Regions from separate parts of the Homo sapiens genome. Here region 1 is linked to region 2. Evidence: read pairs that join two places in POLR2A ChIA-PET (ENCODE). Cell type or tissue: HCT116. All regions are shown on one strand. Links, peaks and the distances in the headings refer to the core of each region. The heading gives the core; the rest is flanking DNA.

Region 1 (5,000 bases), core at 1-5,000, 98 kb before region 2:
TTGGGAAGGCTGGGCTGTAGCCTGCCTCTGCCTTTAGCAGGCAGTGGGACCGTGGCCAGTCACCTCCCCTTTCTGAGCCCTAGCTTCCTCCTCTGTAAGGCAGCAGACTGGCCTCCCGAGTCCCAGTGGTCCTCCTGGTCCTAACTGTCTCATGACAGCCCAGTGCAGCTGTGGCCCCACTCCAGATACAGTTCCATGGTGAGGTCAGTGGGCCAGACGGCCCAGTACTCTTGCTGACGGGCTAGTTGGCAAGCAGCTAAGCCCTAGGCCCTCTCCAGCAGGATAATTGGGTGCTCCCCACCCCTCCCCCAGGCTGCTGGAGGCTGCCCAGTGGCTGAGATAATGTGGGCATAATTGGGGAACTTGCACCACACAAAGCTAGGAACAGGAAAAGCCAGTTGGGAGGGCTTGGGCCCCAGGTGAGAGCGCAGGGAAGGGGTGTGGGATCCAGGAGCCATTTTGGGATTGGTGCCATGCATGGATTGGTGCCATGCATGGTGGACCTGCAACGGGACACGGCCCTCTGAGCCCCTGCAATCCTGTCTCCTCTCATCCCCTGAAGGTGTGGAGGCAGGCAGGGCACAGTCCCTGGGGCACAGGCTGACATTCATTGTCTGAGTCTTCAGTGGTGACCTCACCCTCAGAGCTGTGTCAATGCCAGGAGGGGAGACGGCTGATAGCGGCCAGGCATGGGGTGGGGAGGGTGCTGCAAGGTGGCCGGGCACCCCAGAGGCCCCCTTACATCTACCAATCCCTCACCAGGCAGGGGCAGCCCACGTCTATGTTGGGGTGGAGGTTGCTCTTTTCTGTCCACTGTGGCACTCCCAGAAGCAACCACATGGTGGGGAAGTGAAGGACGTTCCCAGCCTCTCTCTTACTGGGCACCAAGTGGGTGCCCCTCGTCCTGGACATTTTTGCCCTGGTGATGGGCAGGGTGGGGCAGGGCAGGGAGGATCTTTAAGGAGCAGGTACAGACTCACTTTGGTATTTGCCTCTTTGCTACATCTGACTGCTAGCAGGGCCAGGGGAGGTGACCCATGGGGTGAGCATAAGGGAGCTCTTGGAGCAAGGGGCTTAGGGTCATTGAGGGTGGGGACTGGATCCCAGAGTTCTGGAGTTGGGAGGTGCTGGAAGATTGGAAAGGCCTAAAAACTCCACTTCTCCACTCCAGACTTAGGGACCGGGAACCCAAGCCTCGTATTAGGGGCTGCCTGCCTTGGTCCAAGGACTCAGGGTTGGGGAGAAGGACCCTCATTCTTTAGATTGGGAGGTTTTCAGACGGGAGCAGAGTCCAGGTGACTCTAACAGGCGGGTTAGAATGTTAGAGTCAACAGAGGAGCAGGGATCACCACCGGAAAGAAAGAAAGAGCTGGATGGGGGCAAGAATCCTGGAACAGGTGGGCCACGAGAAGGGACCAGGATTGATAAAAGGCAGCCTGCTCCAGGGACAGGCAGCAGAAACAGGGGCTTAAAGACTGCACAGCCCCTCTCCTTGCCAAGCTTCTCCAGACACTGCAGCCTTGACAACCTGAAAGCTGAGCTAGCGTCTCCCACCTTCTGAAGGGCTGTTCCGTCACCACCCTTTCAGGCAGCATGGCGGGGCTGTTAGGAGCCAGGCAGTAGGGGGTTGCATTCCACCTCTGCCATTGATGAGCTGTGCAACCTTGGCCAAATGACTTCACCTCTCTGTAGCTCAGTTTGCACCAATGTTGCACATCTGTAAGATGGGGATTATAATAGCTAATACCTGCCCTATAAAACTGCGTAAGGATTAAAAGAGGGAGTCCATGGGAAACTCAGAAAGCAGCACTTAGGACAAATGAAAGGCTCATTAGATGCTAGCTTCCATCATCATCATCACCATCATCTTTCATCTATGAAGCAACAGGCCTCCCTCCCTGGAACTTCATTCAACAAATATTTGCTGAGCACCTACTCCATACTGGACACTGTAGGGAGTGCTACTAGGCGCCCCTCTTCCAGGACGCCCTTGTGACTGTCATCTCTTCCTACTCAGCTGACAGTTCTATTAATACCCCAATAACATGTAACACTGACCTGTACCCCTTTATTTTCTACTTCCTGGCATATGTGTCTAGCCTGTCTCCCAACCAATTGTAAGCCCCTGCAGGAGATGAAAGGAGCAGGCCTGGCCTTGGGTTGAGTTGACCATGTCACGCCTGCCACTGGCAGGGTCCAGGGCTTGGGGAGTTCCCTGCTGACTTTCTCTGATTCCCTAAGCAGTCAGGGCTGGTCCACAGAACACATCCTGTCTCCTTTCCCGCAGGTTCCCTCTTACATGAGAAGCAGAGGCTGGCCCAGATGTGGGAACTGGGACCACTAAAATGGTAGCATATTGGAGCTTGATGGACCATGCAATCCATCATTTACAATGACTGGAGGGATTAGGTCACCTGCTCAGGGACACAGAACAGCAGCACCCAGCCCAGTGCTTTCCCACCCTGCCACAAAAACAGACTCTGGCTCAACCTAACTCCCTGGGGCCTCTTTCTGGGTGGTGTCCCTCCTAGAATATAACCTCAGTGCCTCCATTGCCCCTTGTGAGAAATGGCACAAACACCAGCTACAATACTGGGGTGGCCATTGCATCTGCAGGTCACCTGACTGGGTGTCAGGTGATAGGTCAGAAACAGGGGCTTTGGGGATCCCGGGTGTGTGTGTGTGTGTGTGTGTGTGTGTGTGTGTGTGGGCACTTGCAGGAGGCTGCTATGTGCTGAGCAATAAGAGCTAGAGAGGTGGGGAGTGAAGGGCAGAGGCATCCATAGAACCTGTGCCCTCAGCAGAGGGGCTCTTGCATCCCACAGATATCAAAAGAATCAGTCTTTTTTTTTTTCCTGAACTCAAGCACTGCCTATATTCTCCCTGACCACCCTATGAGCTCCAGGATCTGGGACCCATGCCCCTGGGGCTTGTTCTCAAGTGCCTCAGTTTCCCCACTAGATCTCAGGTTGGGCAGTTCAGGCTGCCTCACTTCCCAGAAGTGCTGAGCCAGCATGACGGGCCTCAGGCCGGCCCCCTGAGACGTCACAGACCTGCAAACGCCTGAGCTCAGCAACAAAACACAAAGACTCCTCAGTTGTGGCGGACAAACCTGCTCCCCAAGGCCCTGCCTGCCATGGAGCTCATCCGCAAGCCAGTGCCACAGGTTCCCACGCAGCGGGGTGTGGCACACTTCGCTCCCCACATACCCACTTAAAGCAGTTTCTCTTCCTGCCCTTTTAACCCCCAGACCCCTCTTCCTAGCCAAGCAGGCTGGAACTGGGCTCAGGGGTAGGTGAAAGTGGGTACCTAGGTGAGGCGAGGGGGATTTGGGGCTTCCTGGCATAAACCACTTCTTTTGTCCTGGCTGTGCCAGCCCACCCCAGCCCCTCCTTTCCTGAGACTCTGCCTGGGGGCCTTGAAGTGGCTGGGCAGGGGCAGCCAACTTGGCCTGGAGTAAAGTGGCGGCACATTGCAGAGAGGGAGTGGGTCTGTGTGCACGTGTGTGTCTGAGGTGGGTGCTGGGCTCCGCCATAAGGGCCTCTGTGAAATCGATATCCTTCGGGATGCATTTCTAGGGCTTTCCAGGGATGCTCCCACCCCCACCCCAGGAACTGGCAGAAGGGGACAGGATGTCCGGTGAGAAACCGGCTAAGTGGTAAGTGGGAGTGACTCACCCACTGGGAGGGGCAGGGCCTCCATCTGAAACCCTGCTGAGGCAGCACAGTGACCTAAAGGTTATAGGCCCCCTCCTCCCAGTGCAGCCGCTTCCCTGATTGTCAACTCCCAGGGCTGGCCAACTCCATACCTTCTGAAGCCAAGGCCAGCTCCGCCTGGGAGAGAGGCCGGTGTGGAGGAGCGTGCAATCAGGACACCCACTTCCTTTCTGGGGTCCCCTCCTTTCACAGGTTTTGCCAATCAGTGTCACCTAGACTCCGATCATTCTGTCAGCAAAACCCAGAGGGGCAGGGCTCTCACTGAGCTTGTCCTGTCTCATTTCCCCATTAGTCCAGGAGATTCACGGGTGCCCAGGCTGCCCCCTCCTGCCTCCAGACTCCCCTCTACACTCAGGATGGGGAGGAGGGCTCAGCAAGGAAGCAGAAGTAGACCCAGCAGACCCAGTTCTTGTCCTGGTGCTCCAGCCACCTTTCCCTGGGGCTGCGCACAGTCTGGACTTGAGTCCGGCCTGGCCTTGCACTGCTGTTAGTCTGGCATCTCTGTCTCCCCTGCTGCCTGCAGTGCAGAGACTTTGGCTGGTGGGAGGTGCTGATAACATCCCATGAGCCCACAGTCAGGGGCTAATTGCTACCATCCAAGTCAGTGCCTCCGCCCCTCCTTTGGGGTCACAAAAACTGCTGATGTTTTCCTCTTGCCTGATGACCCCCCAACTCCCCACATGGAGCTGTTTAATGATGGGCTGTGGAGCTGGCGCCCGGCGCCTTGGGCGGGTGAGCACAGTGCGTGGGAGAGGAGGGGGCACGGCGGCCTGGGAAAAGCCCCGAGAAGGAGGCAGCGCAGGAGCCCAGGATCTTCCAGACAGGCCAGGCTGGCCCTGCTCTGCTGCCCCGGCGTGGCAGCAGTGATGGGGGTGCTCTGGCAAGTCCCACCTCCCTCCAGCAGGACAGGCTGGGGTCAGAGATGAGTCAGGGAGCTGAGTTTTGCCTTCTCCCACCAGGTGGCTGAGGACACCTGGATTCTGTCCTGCAGGCCTGTTTCATGCTGGCTGCCCCATCCACATGGCCCATCATGGGGCCAGTCCTGAGCCAGCCTCTGACTCCATCGTGGCACCCCAGGAACACAGAGCCTCTCTCTTGGCCCTGCCTGCCTCTAGCCTTCAAGACATCACCTCTTGGATCACTCTCCTGTACCTGCCACCTTTGCTCTGCTCACCTGGACACTGAGAGAGGCGAGCTCTGGTCCCCACTACTTGCTCATTGTTTTTCTGTATGGCCTTGGATAGGGTGGTTTCCTTTGCTGTAAAATGGGGAATATTGGCTCTG
Region 2 (9,438 bases), core at 1,706-6,705:
TTGACCTCACTCAGTCTGGCCAATATTTTATCAGTGCAGCCCCACCCAAGATTCTCATGTTTAGATGATAGTGACCTCATCATGTTCTTACCGTGTCTCAAGCTGGCTTTCAACCAAAACTTGAGTCTATTTTCCACGTGTTGCAGAGAAACGGGCTCCACCCCTTCTTGTACCTGTACAGCCAAACATTTTTTCCCTGCTTTATTTTTATTTTTTAACCTTTGTTTTAGGTTCAGGGGTTATAACAAATGTGAAGGTTTGTTGTATAGGTAAACAACACGGGGGTTTGTTGTATGGATTATTTCATCACCCAGGTACTAAGCCTGGTACCCAATAGTTCTTTTTTTCTGCTCCTCTCCCTCCTCACATCCTCCACCCTTAAGGAGACCCTAGTGTATTTTGTTCCCCTCTATGTGTCCATGAGTTTTCATCAGTTAGCTCTCACTTATAAGTAAGAACATGCAGTATTTGGTTTTCTGTTCCTGTGTTAGTTTACTAAGGATAATGGCCTCCAGCTCCATCCGTGTCCCCGCAAAAGACATGATCTCATTCTTTTTCATGGTGCAGCCTAACTTTGTAAGAATAGAATTGTCCCTTTCCCACTCTCTGCTACTATGGGACATGTGAACTGCTACCCCAGCCTGTCAAGGTCTTTTTGGGGTCCAGGTCCTCCTGTTGGCCATACGGATGGGGTCTTCATGCCCAGGAGCATCTGAGAGTCTACAGACAGTGGGCCACTGTGCTATCCTGCTGTGCTCACCATGGTCTTAGACAGAGAGAGGCCTCTGGGCTGGGGTGGTGCTGAGAGAACAGACCCGGTTTTTCAGGTCTTCTCTTTGGTCCTGGTGGTCTGGAAACTTCCTTTGCCTTTACCAGAAAGCTTTACATCACTCACAGATCTTGTTCCAGTGAGGGACAGCCCTCGGAATGTTCTTGTTCCCTTGAGGTCTTTCTGGCAGGTGATGACATGGCCTGCATGCTTGCCACCTTCCCTGTTCCCAGCTGCTGGGCCTCGACTCTGGGCTGATACAAGTCTACCCTCTTCAGTCCCAACCAGCTCCTCTCTTGATCCTCCAGCAGCTTTTGGGGGGCTTTGAGCCCTTGGCAGAGAGCCTCCCCAAATTCAGAGGACCATGACCAAGCTCATCACTGCCCAACAGGGCAGGCCAGGCATGGTGGGGGTAAAAAGCTCAGCTCTTCTCTTGCTGCTTCCAGGAGGTGGACATTGCTGGATCTCCCAGGCCGAGCAGCATTGAGCGTGCCCGTTGTACCCCTGTCTGCTCCTCCAGCCCTCACTTAGCCCAGCCATCTGCAGTGCTAGGTGTGCAGCTCAGCCTTCAGCAGGCTGTGGGGCCCGAGGCTGTCAGACAGCGGATTCTCATCCCGCCTTCAGAGGTGCTGAGGAAACACGAGATGCACCACCCACCCACGCCACGGTGACATATGTGGCTCTTCCACATGCCAGCCTTGGGATTCTCTAGTCTGGACACCCTGGGTGTGGGTACCGATATAGTGACTTCCCTACCTTCCAAGTGGAAGGATCTGGTGCCTGTAGGGTAGCCAGAAGACAAGCAGGGTGAACTGGAGTTTTCTTCTGCCACTGGCTTCAGGATCACAGGCTCAACTTGACCTCAGCGGGGAAGGCAATAGCGGGCTTGTCATGCTCAGCAGGGAGACTTCCAGCTGCTGAACATCTGCAGGGCCCACCAGATACAGAGCACATTTGTGCAGGGCATGTCCTTAAGAAGACCCTGACTTGGCACGGTTGTGGCCAGGGGAGTGACGCCAGGGGATGAAAGGAATGACCTCTCAAGGCGCCTCCTCACATGAGGTGCTCAGGTGGTGCCCGGGCAGATTCACACCTGAATCTGTCTTGCCGGGGGAGTAGAAAGGTTCTGGGACAGACAGGGACACATGCTTCCCAAGATAGCACATCTGTCGTCTGAGCACCGTTCTGAGGCAGGTCGACACAGATTTATGCTGGTACACAAATTCAATAAACACCACCAGCCTCCTCCTTCCTGCAGGCAGCCTGCCTGGGAGGCTGAGGGCTCCACTGGGGTGAATTGGGACCCTGAGGCCTCTGTGGGAAGGGCACTTGAAGGATCCAGGTTCCAAGGGTAGGATCAAAAAAGCTGATGTGGCTCCTGCCTTCAGAAGTCCTGTGCGTGCCTCCGAGCAGGCCCAGATCTGGCTGGGTCACCTTGTGCCCTGTCTGCTCTACTGTAGCTCCAGCGCTTGTAAAATGAGGCTCGGCATTTCCAGTCCCTTCCTCTGTGGTCACTCAGTGTCCTGGAGTGATCCCTACCCATTTTCTTGTCCTCTTTTCACCCCACAGAGCCCTCTCAGCTCCTGGAAGGGCTGGGTGATGAAGACAGAACCATCCCATCCCGTCCCTCCTCTGGAGATTGTCCAGGGGCTCCTGCTCTGGAAGGGGGCAGTGAGGGCAGACCCCCTTGCAGGCCCAAGCTCTGCCCATCACTGGACGTTCTCTGTTGTGGGCTGGTGGGGTGGGCTGTGAGCAGGCCTCAGAAGTATCTGTCACCCTGCACTCAGCTTGCTGTTGGCGCAGAGAATCGGTCATGTCTGTGCTGCACTTCAGCCTTGTCATTTTACAGATAACATGATGGAGGCCAGAGAGGGAAAGTGACTTGCCTGAGGCCCCAGAGCTGTCACAGAGTGGCAGAAATGGCTCAAAACCCGGGCCTCCTGGGTCTTAGCGTGATAAGCTTGCTGGTGTCCTGGGACGCTGACTGTGCCTTCCTGCCCCGGGAGGGACATAGTTCTGGCAGGGGCACTCAGGGCAGCTCTGCTTCCCACCAGAACAGGGAAGTGGGGTCTCACTCTATCCAGCCCCCGCCGCACTCCATCCTGACATCACTGGCCTGTGCTCCCTCCCCCTCTCACCCGAGGCACCCGAGCTCTGGAGTTGACTATCTCAGAGAGGTCTGCGGGGAAAGGGTGGGTGTGCATTGCAAGGGGTGGGAACTCTGGCAGTGTAAAGGGCAGGGGTAGAAGCAGTGCCAGGGCATCAGGGCTATGGAAGCCCAGCATGCTATGCAGAGGCTGCTCCCCCAAGTCCCCTCCAGACTCCAGGGCCAAGAGCTTCAGATGCCACAGCTGCTGCCCTGCCGGGTGCCCCTCGCCTGCCACCACTGATTGCAGTATGTGCCGTTCCATTTTTAACAGTCCTGCCCGGCCCCGACTGCCTGAGCCGATCCAGAGGCGGGCCCTGCTCTTGATTGCGGCACTAAAAATACCGGCGAAGCCTCTGATGAGAGCAGGGGCTTGGTCTCCCCTTTGCCTGCACATCAGCTCTTTGCTGCCTCCCTGCAGAGTGGCATGGGGGGACCCTGGAGGCAGGGGCTGGGGGGCAAGGAAGCTCCATTACTCCCATGACCTTTGCAAGCATCTAGATAAAAAGCAGAATGGCTATCCCGATATTTGGAGACATGGCATCTGGGGCCTTTCTGAATGTTGGGATTCCCAGGTGTTTTGTGTTGGGTAGACACAGTCTCATGGTGTTTTGAGACTCCATGTGTGTGGTTTCCTGAGTCTGTGCTGGGGAGGGAAAGCTGGAAACTTTTCCAGGCCTCCAAGCTTTTTCCTCCTCCTCACTTCTCATTTCTGGTCAGTGGCCAAAATCTGAGGGTTCCACCTCCCGCATAATCCCTCCCACCTACTGCCTCCTTTCCAGTCCTGCTGCCTCCGCCTGGCTCTGACCTCTGGCTGAGCTTTCCCCTAGCTGCTAGGAGCCCCTCCAATTGCCCATACCTGTGCATGTCACCTGCTGCTGTCAGGATGATTTTCTAAAGCCCAGCTCCCATCAGCCACTGCTCCAGTCCAAAACCTAACCCCTTGGCCCAGCATATAAGACCCTCTATGATCTGAACTTGACAGATTGCTCTAGTCTGATTTCTTTTCTCTCTCTTTCCTTTTTCCTTCCTTCCTTCCCTCCCTCCCTTTCTTTTTCTTTCTTTGTTTTCTTTCTTTCATCTTTCTTTCCTTTTTCTTTCCTTTCTTTTTCTCTCTTTTTCTTTTCTCTTTCTTTTTCTTTCATCTTTCTTTCCTTTCTTTCTTTCCTTTTTCTTTTTCTCTTTTTCTTCTTTCTTTTCTTTCTTTCTTTTCTTTCTTTCTTTCTTTCTTTCTTTTCTTTCTTTCTTACAGGGTCTCTCTCTCTCTTTCTTTCTGACAGGGTCTCACTCTGTCACCCCAGCTGGAGTTCCTTAAAACTCATTGAGTGACCTCCCTGGGCCGGTTGGAAACAAGCTGTTCTCCCCGCGGGTGTCCAGGCCCTTGCCAAGGTATCTCAGGTTTGCCATCACTGGGCATGGGGGTGCTTCAAGGGAATGGGACCCAGGATCCACCCCTTGTTGGATTAACATGTTCACAGAAAGGGAGATGAGTGAATCTTACCAGATGGGGCTGCCTGGTCTGGGGATAGTTGCTCGTCTGACCCAGGCATGGTGTTTGGGAAGCCGCTGGACAATATTCTACTATGTAAGCACTCCACTCCCCAGCCCTCCCCTCCCCACCTGCGAGCACGGACCCTAGAATGCCAGAGCTGCCAAGGCAGCTCCCTCTTGTTGACATATGAGAAAGTGAGGCCCAGAGGGGAAAGGGGATTTTCCTTTCTTTCTTTCTTTTTTTTTGGAGTCTCACTCTGTCACCCAGGCTAGATTGCAGTGGCACAATCTCGGCTCATTGCAACCTCTGCCTCCTGGGTTCAAGCGATTCTCCTACCTCAGCCTCCCAATTAGCTGGGATTACAGGCGTGCGCCACCACACCCAGCTAATTTTTTTATTTTTAGTAGAGATGGGGTTTTGCCATGTTGGCCAGGCTAGTCTCGAACTCCTGACATCAGGTGATCTGCCCCCCCTTGGCCTCCCAAAGTGCTGGGATTACAGGCGTGAGGGGGCTAGAAAGGGGATTTTCTGAGTCAAAGAACTAGAGCTACAGCGAAGGCCTCCCAGGTGCTTGTGAAGTGGATCTCCCAGCCCCACCCTCCACCATGGCCTCCTGCCTCCTTCATTCCCTTATCTAGAATCTCCTTCTCTCCCACTGAAATCCTGCCCATTCCTTAAGGGTTTGTCTGTCCCGTGAGCTACTAAAGCCCCTTTCTGTGTATCCTTTGGTAAGGGCTCTCCACTTCCCATCTCCCCTGCTGGACTGTGAGCTCCTGAGGACAGGGACTGCATTGGTTTCAAGTGTGTAACCAGTTCAGTGTCTCCATGCATGTTTCCAGGGCTGCGTGCATGTTTCTGGAAGGAATCAATGAATGATCCAAAAGTCTGTTCCACTGAACTTGCATTTGATGGCGGGTGTGGTTCCTCCTGTAGGAATTCACCCCACTTTAAGACCAGATGATGCAAACGCAGGCAGTAAGAGCCGCGGATGCCTCCCATCCCCTTCCACTGGCTGTTAGCATCGCTGCCCGGACACTGCAAACACCAGCCCATAGAGGGCTGCCCTTTCTGTGAACGTGTTGTCTTTCCTGCTCACCTCTGCCCCGAGGGACGGGGAGGGTAATTATCTGCCGTGGTGTCAGAACTTTTATTTCTTGCTGCTGCTGGGCTTCCGCCACAGGGAGAGTAAGACGGAACAGAGATACCAGAAGAAAACATCAGCACGACAGTTAAGTGCCACATTTTATTTCTTTGGATTCGCTGGGTGTAAAGAGTATGTGTATGAATGTAGCACTTTTAGCAGAAGGTCCTCCCTGGTGGTGTTGAGAAGAGGCCGTGGTTCCTGCCATCTCTTCTGCCTCCTTCAGGTCTTAGGCGGGGAGGGTCTGGCAGCCTGGAGAGAGCAGCAGAAGCCCTCTTAAGCTTGCTGAAGGCCTGGGGGATTTATCAGAAGGATGCGGGAGTGCCTTGTGGGACCCACAGCCAGAAAAACATCCAGGTCTCAGGGGAGCTGAGAGGCTCCCAAACCCAGTGAGCTGCCTTCCCTCGCTATTTTCCCTCTCCGAGGCCACATTGGGTCTCGTCCCTGCTGCTCCCTCTGCTCCATTTTCCTGCCGTGCTCTGCAGATCTGCTTTCTTTGCTTACTCATCAACACACGGTCCTAAAATAGCTGCATGGGCCTCCCCCGGTCTACCCTGGCTGCCTGATCTCAGCTTCGGGCCTAGCCACAGACTGACTCCCCAGCCCTGAGCCCCTTAGTTCTAAGATCTTAAGACAGAGTATCTGATTGGCTGTTGGTCACCAAGAGGCTGTCTCCTGCTGGAGCAGGTATCCATTGGTCCAATTGTCTGAAGCCAGCAGGCAGGGGCAGGTGGCCCTGGGGCTGCCTCCTTGGGATGGATTTGTTGGAAGGAGAGGCTAGGCAGGCAGGCCTCCCCTCTGCAGCTCTAGTGTCACCCAGGCCCACTAGGATCCAGTGAAAGACAGCATCTTACTCTCTTTTGTGCTGCTATAAGAGAATACCTGAGACTGGGCAGTTTATAACGAACAGAAATGTACTTCTCACAGCTCTGGAGGCTGGGAAGTCCAGGATTGAGGGGCCGGCATCTGGTGAGGGCCTTCTTTCTGCATCATCCCATGGCAGAAGGGCAAGAGAAGGAGCCTATGCCTGAAAGCCCTTTTAGTAAGCCCTCCCGTGAGGGTGGGGCCCTCACAGCCTAATGACCTCTTAAAGGCCCCAGCTGTTAACACTGTTACATGGAAATTAAATCCCAACATGAGTTTTGGAGGGGACAAGCATTTAAACCACAGAAGGCAGTTTCCTTTTCAGACCCAAGAGTATTGGCAAGGGTACACCTCAACATGTTCCTGCAACTCATACCCGGGCAGACATGGAGCCCTCCTCCCCCTGAGCTATAGGCAGGGTGGCCCCGTGGCTGGGAGTGTGCAGTACCCCAATTCCTCCCCAACCCCATGCTCAGGCTCGAGTGAAGGCAGCCTCCTGGGATACTTGGCCCCTGATCCAGGGTAGCACAAGTGGCGTGATGATGAAGGCAGGAGTCAGGGACTCTAGCTGGGGTGAAGAGCCCTCCCAGGTGCTGTTGGGAGGGCCTCTAACATGCTGGTCTTGACCTGCAGGCTGTCTCCTGGGTCTGTTCTGAGCTCACCCATCTGAGGGTGTTTAATCCTTTTGCGGTGATTTAAAATATGTATGCAATTATTTGATGTTCCCTTTAAAAGATGGAGCCAATTCTCCTCCCTTGAGTGTGGGCTGGACTTTGAGGCTCAGTTTTCACAAATAGAATATGGCAGAAGTTATGCCATGTGACTTCTGAGACTAGGTCATAAAAAGTATTGTGGTTTTCTCCTGGCTCTGTGGGAAGCAGCTGCCCTGTTATGAAGACACTCACACAACCTCTTTATGAAACCTCCCCGTGGTGGGGAACTGAGGCGTCCTGCCCAGCACCATGCAAGTGAGCCACCTGGGAGGTGGATCTTCCAACCCCGGTTCTGCCTTCAGATGCCTGAAGCTTTGGCCAACTTCTTGACTGTGGCCACATGAGAGGACTTGAGCCAGAACCACCCAGCCAACATTCTCTCACAGCCTGTGACTCACACAAACTGAGATGATAAACATTTCTTTGTTTAAGCCAATAAGTTTGGGGATAATTTGTTACACAGCAATAGATAATGAATGTATCCCAAACTTGTTTGTTTTCCTCAGGTGTTTGGCAATTTGCAGGAAGGATTTTAACTCACTTTCCATTTTCTGCTAGGGGGAAATCAATGCCCATGGTGGCTGGGGCCCACCCACCTGTTTCATAAGGACCTGGGAGGCTGAGAGGGGGGCCGTGTTACCACTTCCTCCTCCAGCGGGTGTCATCCTCCACCTTTCTGGCCCTGCGAAGCAGGGAAAATTCTCTGTCCTAACCCTAATGCCAGCCGCAGCCTCAGCCCTATCTCCTAGGCACATGTGTTATCTGAAGGCCTTCAGCCGTGTTCACCCCAAACCCTTTTCTTTAGTTGAAAGAAAAGGGCCTCAGCTCTTAAAGCCTCCACAAAGCCTCAGAGGTTCCTTGGACTGCTGGGTTACATGCTGAACCCGATGGATCCCAGCAGGCAGGGGTGTACATGGCAGAGTGGAAGTCCAGTGGGGGAAAAATACAGATAGAAGTCAGAGAGCTTTAGTTATGCTGCTCGTGAGGTCCCGTAGAAATTGCACAATTTCTTTTACCCTTTTGGGCCTCTGTTATCTCATCTGTAAAATGGGGCCTATAGTATTTGTCCTGTGTACTTACAAGATTGCTGTGGGATCAAATGAGAAAATAAATGTAAAAGTGTTTCATAAACTATAAAACACTTGACAAATGTGAGGATCAAAAACAAACGATTACAGAATTGCAGGTTTAGTCATCATTTGATCTAGCATTTTGTGAATACTTGCTATGCACCAGGGCTTCACATGCATTGCCTTATTTAATCTTGACAAGCTATTGCTGACAAGGTGCTATTATTTCCATCTCCCACTTTTGGATTAGGAAACCAGGGCTCAGTGAGGTGAACTGACTTGCTTGAAGCCCATGCACCCATTGCCACATTTCCTAACCTGGGCCCTGACATGAATGACCACTCCTTGAAGAATTCAGAGAAATGGTGAGGCCCGTGAATAGCCCTGGGCTCTGGCCCCTTAGTTCCTCTCCCTGCTTCCTCCATCTGTCTGGCAGCTCCTCACCATCCTAAGTGTTTCCTTGGAGGCAAGACCCAGCCGAACATGCTTTATCTTGGGTGTGTCCTGGGGGAGCAGGAGCAAGATGTCTGCATAGCAAGCAGCAAACTGGCTCAGATTCTCTCAGGAACCATAAACCAAGCCCTGGTTTAGATGTGGTTTAGAACTACAGGAGGAGGCTGGGTGGGGTGGCTCATGCCTGTAATCCCAGCACTTTGGGAGGCTGAGGTGGGTGGATCACCTAAGGTCAGGAGTTCGAGACCAGCCTGGCCAACATGGTGAAACCCCGTTTCTACTAAAAATGCAAAAAAATTAGGCAGGCATGGTGGTGCATGCCTGTAATCCCAGTTGCTCGGGAAGCTGAGGCAGCCGAGATTACGCCACTGCACTCCAGCCTGGGTGACAGAGCCAGACTCTGTCTCAAACAAACAAACAAACAAAAACTATAGGGGGAGATTTGGTCTGTGAGAAGTTAAAAGCTCAGTTTGCAGCAGATAAGTTCTGGGAGATGGTCCCAGAGAGAGGTGGGTATCCATTAGCACTTGCGGCTTTGAAATCAGTGGTTTCCTGGGGTGGGGGATGGGGAAGGATATAAGGGAACTCTCTCAGGTGACGGAAATATTATGATGGGCTGGTGGTTACACAGGTGTACATGTTTGTCAGAATTCATTTTCTATACTCTTAAAATGGGTACACTTTATGTAAAGTATATGTCAATAAAAGTAATTTTTTAAAAAGGCACTTTTTCTCTTCTGAAATGAAGATAGTTTCTATTACTCAAATAAACAGACCTATCATTTGAACA

What was found. ChIA-PET counts read pairs that join two places held together with the same protein. Peaks named below come from ENCODE experiments on the same cell type or tissue, not always from the same donor. Only the 100,000 strongest peaks of a DNase experiment are listed, where the experiment ranks them.
Region 1: POLR2A ChIA-PET joins it to region 2 with 5 read pairs; 3 of 35 experiments call an interaction of 5 or more read pairs at or near these places.

The regions. Positions count from the first base shown.
Region 1 is chr11:119,680,902-119,685,901 of GRCh38, forward strand. The region is part of intron 1 of NECTIN1 (nectin cell adhesion molecule 1); the gene reads right to left. Among named protein-coding and RNA genes, the nearest start is that of NECTIN1-AS1, 27 kb to the right of the region's middle. In HCT116, for the core only: a CTCF peak has its summit at 826; no DNase peak of the experiment used is centred there; H3K4me3 peaks cover 807 bases; H3K27ac peaks cover 1,110 bases.
Region 2 is chr11:119,776,773-119,786,210 of GRCh38, forward strand. No RefSeq gene overlaps it. Among named protein-coding and RNA genes, the nearest start is that of NECTIN1-DT, 52 kb to the left of the region's middle. RefSeq lists an enhancer at 9,409-9,438. In HCT116, for the core only: no CTCF peak of the experiment used is centred there; no DNase peak of the experiment used is centred there; H3K27me3 peaks cover 693 bases.